Linked DNA regions of Homo sapiens: region 1 is linked to region 2. The links are chromatin contacts, found by Hi-C or POLR2A ChIA-PET in ENCODE. All regions are on one chromosome and are shown on one strand. The core of a region is the stretch at or near the end of the contact, and the rest is flanking DNA. Distances in the headings are between cores, read along the strand shown. Region 1 holds the start of IL26 (interleukin 26). Region 2 holds the start of IFNG (interferon gamma).

Region 1 (2,700 bases), core at 158-2,657, 66 kb before region 2:
ACTCCCAGTCAGCTGACTTCTGCTATAGTTTTTTTGTGAATAGTTCTCATCTCAATTGATAGGGTGTGTCGTTACCAGTGATCTTGCTCCTGGGGAAATAAGGCTTGGATTCTTCCAAGAGATCCACTCATGTTTTGAAACAGCAGACATCAGTCCAAGCATTTTTCTTATTTTCCCTTTTTCTTCTTGGTTGTTTTTTTTTTGTTTTTTTTTTGTTTTTTTTTTGTTTTTTTGACAGCCCTGCTTGCTTTCATTTGGAATTTAGTCTTGGGTTCTGATGCTTGTTATTGACTGACTAGTTTTGATGACTCTCTTAACTCACAACCAGATTTCTAGTGTTGACTTATCCCTGATACACATTAACTCTATTCATTCTAGGCTTTAGTGACCTATCTCTGCTTCTCAGAATATGACTCTGGGCTGCCCTCTTCTTATATTGGGGCTGCTACCCAGAATGAGCCATATTTACTGTCTAGGAAGAACTGGGACAGAAATGAGGATGGGAGTTTATGGAGAATCCTCCTTGGTGGCTCCCTCATACCTAGCACTGGTTTTTGTGTAGGCAAGTCTTTAATAAAAATGTGTGAATGGAAGAAATTTAAAAAATAAAGCAGTTATGGTAGCACGTCATGATGTGACAAAAGTATTTACTCAATTAATAATGGATGCACTTCTTTAGATGAGGTGCCATGGTAGATGCTGTATTCAAAGGTGAAAATATACGGTCTCTTTCTTCAAGGAATTTGCACTCTCCTGGAAGTTGGGAGTTATAAGGAAAGTCTGAGTGGTAAATTTGGACAGAGATGACAGAGAACTTATTACATTGTGGACCTTAGTCCCAGGTCCAGTTCCAAACATATCTTGAATATGTTAAGGGGAGTTACTGTTTCTGCACTGGAAATGTTCTCGCTGCTATCTGCAGAATAATGGCCTCTGGGGGAAGCTGGGTGAAGGATGTGGCAAGCAATAAACACAAGACCCATTTGAATCGTGAGCAGATTTCCTGGGGCTGCCCATTTCTACCCCCTTGTTAAATTTTTTCTGGGATTCTGGTTAGAAAAGGAGATTTTTCACATGGGGTTTAAAAAATTATGACACAGCCCCCTGGAAATCATCCTGTTTTTATTGGCATGCCTTTTAAAATAATGCAAGCTGCTGTGATAGGCAACTGAAATTCTGAATTCTTTTGGAAATGAGAACGCAATCTTACCAGTAAGGCTGAGCTTTTAAATAATGTCAGTTGATGGTGTGATCAGCGTTTTTTGACTATGAAGCAAGCTCTTAAAAAAATAGAACAACCAAAGTGATCTTCCTCTATATAAACTGTAAATTATCTTTCACAGCACCTCATTGGACTGGTGGCTTTGAGGGCTACATTAAGTAGGTTATCCTCTCATCTAACCGGCATTAGTATCTCTTGGGCTGCTGTGAGTGACACACGCTGAGTGGGGTGAAGGGAAATGCTGGTGAATTTCATTTTGAGGTGTGGGTTGCTGTTAGTCACTCTGTCTCTTGCCATTGCCAAGCACAAGCAATCTTCCTTCACCAAAAGTTGTTACCCAAGGGGAACATTGTCCCAAGCTGTTGACGCTCTCTATATCAAAGCAGCATGGCTCAAAGCAACGATTCCAGTAAGTATTAGGCTCTGCTTAAAATCATGACCTCAAGGACATTTACAATCTTGGATACAACTTATTTCTCTTTGTATTATTGTAGGAAGACCGCATAAAAAATATACGATTATTAAAAAAGAAAACAAAAAAGCAGTTTATGGTAAGTCAGAAAGTCTTCTTCTTTTTTACATTTCCACTTATTTGATGTTTATTTCCCCCTGCATTTAAATTTTTTTCAGAGAGTAATTAAGTAATGATCGGGGGACATTAAAAAACGATTCATAATTTACCATATGCAATTTCTTGTATCTTATTTTTAGAAAAACTGTCAATTTCAAGAACAGCTTCTGTCCTTCTTCATGGAAGACGTTTTTGGTCAACTGCAATTGCAAGGCTGCAAGAAAATACGCTTTGTGGAGGACTTTCATAGCCTTAGGCAGAAATTGAGCCACTGTGTAAGTATACACAACAAATACTGTGCATTTGATCCTAGAAACCTGTTTAGAAGTCAGCATGTAAGAATCTGTCTCACACCAAAGGGTGAGTAAAACGAGCTTTGTAATTGTTGGCTTGTAGTCCAAATGGAGAGGTCATCACCAGGGAAATAGCATTAAATAACTGTACATTACTCAGAATGCTGCTATTTATTATTTCTTAAAGAATGGCTCATAAAACACACTGAAGAGAGCTAAAGTAACATGACATGGTTTTCAAATAAATACTTTAAAATCATTCTCTCATTATGTGATTCCCAAGTAATCCATTCATCCATTTAATATTTCTTGAGTACCAACTTTGTGCCAAACACTATTCTAAGTCTCTCTTTCTCTCCCTTCCTCCCTCTCTCCCTCTCTCCCTTCTTCCCTCCCTCCCTCCCTTCCTTCCCTCTCCCTCCCTCCCTCTCCCCTTTCTCTTCCTCCACCCTCCTTCCCTCCCTCTCTCTTTCTTTCTTTTCCTTCCTTCCTTCTTTCTTTACTTCCTTTTCTTTCTTTCTCTCTCTCTTTCCTTCCTTCCTTCTTTCCCATAACAATAATAACTAACTGATGCCCTTTTTCTTATTTACTTATGTTTTTAAAAAAATATTTGT
Region 2 (2,700 bases), core at 17-2,516:
GTTAAAAAGATTCTCTGTTAGTACTGATTATTTGGAACAATAAATTGTTTAGAGCTATGCTGTTCAATATAGTAGCACCTAGCAGTATGTGCCCATTAAGCGTTTGAAATACGACTAGACCAAATTGAGATGCACCGTAGGCTTAAAATATACACTGTATTTCTTTCCTTTTTTCTTTTTTTCTTTTTTTTTTTTTGAGACGGAATCTTACTCTGTCACCTAGGCTGGAGTGTAGTGGCGCGATCTCGGCTCACTGCAACCTCCACCTTCTGGGTTCAAGCCATTCTCCTGCCTCAGCCTCCCTAGTAGCTGAGATTACAGGCATACACCACCATGCCTGGCTAATTTTTTTGTATTTTTAGTAGAGATGGGGTTTCACCATATTGGCTAGGCTGGTCTCAAACTCCTGACCTTGTGATCCACCCGCCTCAACCTCCCAAAGTGCTGGGATTACAGGTGTGAGCCACTGCGTCTGGAACTCCCCCTGGGAATATTCTCTACACTGTATTTCAAGGATTTAATATGACAAAAAGAATGTCAAATACCTTATTAACAATGTAGTATATTGATGCATACTGAAGTACTATTTGGGATATATTGGTTTAAATACAATATATTTTAAAATTATATTTACCTTTTAAAAAAACTTTTATTAATGAGGCTACTAGATCATTTAAATTTACCTGTGTGGCTTGTATTGTATTTCTACTGGGCAGTGCTGATCTAGAGCAATTTGAAACTTGTGGTAGATATTTTACTAACCAACTCTGATGAAGGACTTCCTCACCAAATTGTTCTTTTAACCGCATTCTTTCCTTGCTTTCTGGTCATTTGCAAGAAAAATTTTAAAAGGCTGCCCCTTTGTAAAGGTTTGAGAGGCCCTAGAATTTCGTTTTTCACTTGTTCCCAACCACAAGCAAATGATCAATGTGCTTTGTGAATGAAGAGTCAACATTTTACCAGGGCGAAGTGGGGAGGTACAAAAAAATTTCCAGTCCTTGAATGGTGTGAAGTAAAAGTGCCTTCAAAGAATCCCACCAGAATGGCACAGGTGGGCATAATGGGTCTGTCTCATCGTCAAAGGACCCAAGGAGTCTAAAGGAAACTCTAACTACAACACCCAAATGCCACAAAACCTTAGTTATTAATACAAACTATCATCCCTGCCTATCTGTCACCATCTCATCTTAAAAAACTTGTGAAAATACGTAATCCTCAGGAGACTTCAATTAGGTATAAATACCAGCAGCCAGAGGAGGTGCAGCACATTGTTCTGATCATCTGAAGATCAGCTATTAGAAGAGAAAGATCAGTTAAGTCCTTTGGACCTGATCAGCTTGATACAAGAACTACTGATTTCAACTTCTTTGGCTTAATTCTCTCGGAAACGATGAAATATACAAGTTATATCTTGGCTTTTCAGCTCTGCATCGTTTTGGGTTCTCTTGGCTGTTACTGCCAGGACCCATATGTAAAAGAAGCAGAAAACCTTAAGAAATATTTTGTAAGTATGACTTTTTAATAGTACTTGTTTGTGGTTGAAAATGACTGAATATCGACTTGCTGTAGCATCTCTGATAGGCTGTCATCTCTTGTAGGCAGTCATTTTGAGATTTGGTGTTATTTTGTTAATTATTGACTAGATGAGTTCCTTGACTAAATAATCTAGATATTGTTTTAACCTTCTGCTCAGTTTGTATAGAGACTTAAAAGGGATTTATGAATTTTCCAAAAGATGGGCATAATATGGGTATGAAGCATAATGATGTTAATAATTTTGTGGTGGGAACTCATTCAGTTGTGATAGTCAAGGAGTATGCAGATTGAAAAAAATGATTGGTTATTAGTTTTTGACTTCTCAGACTCTAAGGTCAAGATTAGCATTAAAAAGGTAATAGGAAATGTTTACAAATTAAAGTCAAAAAGGTCCTTAAAGCTTTGGCTTAAAAAAATAACTGATAGGTGATTTTCTCCAAAAAGTGATTTCAACATTCTGCTTCTCTATCTATATTACTTGTGAAGTATTCCGGAACTTCGTTGCTCACTGGGATTTTGGAAGAATTATGATTCTGGCTAAGGAATGTTTAAAAATTTTAAGTGAATTTTTTGAGTTTCTTTTAAAATTTTATTGATGGTTAATGAAAAGTTTTTACATTTTAAATATTTCATTATTTGTTTAAAACTTAGCTGTTATAATTATAGCTGTCATAATAATATTCAGACATTCACAATTGATTTTATTCTTACAACACAAAATCAAATCACACACACACACACACACACACACACACTCGCACATGTTTGGAACTATCTTTTAAAGCTCGTATAATAATACCCTACAGGAAGGCACAGTAGATGTAATAGAAACCTGTACCATTGGGGGGCAGTATTTTATAGTGGGGTGGCTTTGCTGTTTTTTGTTTTTGTATTTTTTAGCCTAGCTTGAAAATACTTTCTTTAGCTTACTATAGTTTTTGGGACCTTTGGAGTATCAGCTTTGTTGAGCTCATTTGTGACATTGCAATTTAATGGTTATATTGGGAAATAAAAAAGCTAAAAGAACATAATAGTCTTTGTCTATATCTCACATAAGCCTTTTGGGAATACTTATTGTTAGAACTAAGCAGAAGAGTTGAAAAGGAAATCAGTGAATATTGTCACATCTGAGTTCAATGAAACTTGAAATATATTTTTAAGGCA

What was found. Hi-C counts contacts between places; a loop is a spot of excess contacts on that map. ChIA-PET counts read pairs that join two places held with the same protein, here RNA polymerase II (POLR2A). Pooled maps may share reads with other maps.
Region 1: a map of CD8-positive, alpha-beta T cell shows a loop between it and region 2 (2.4-fold over the local background). The contact joins the promoter of IL26 here to the promoter of IFNG in region 2. A Hi-C loop is called at or near these places in 2 of 168 maps with a recorded cell type or tissue (CD8-positive, alpha-beta T cell and naive thymus-derived CD4-positive, alpha-beta T cell) and 4 of 50 pooled maps. POLR2A ChIA-PET finds 5 or more read pairs at or near these places in 1 of 52 experiments (PC-9).

Annotation. Positions count from the first base shown.
Region 1 is chr12:68,224,517-68,227,216 of GRCh38, reverse strand. IL26 (interleukin 26) reads left to right here and starts at 1,407. Exons shown (of 5, transcript NM_018402.2): 1 at 1,407-1,631; 2 at 1,717-1,773; 3 at 1,934-2,068. The coding sequence starts at 1,461.
Region 2 is chr12:68,158,306-68,161,005 of GRCh38, reverse strand. IFNG (interferon gamma) reads left to right here and starts at 1,266. Exons shown (of 4, transcript NM_000619.3): 1 at 1,266-1,504. The coding sequence starts at 1,391.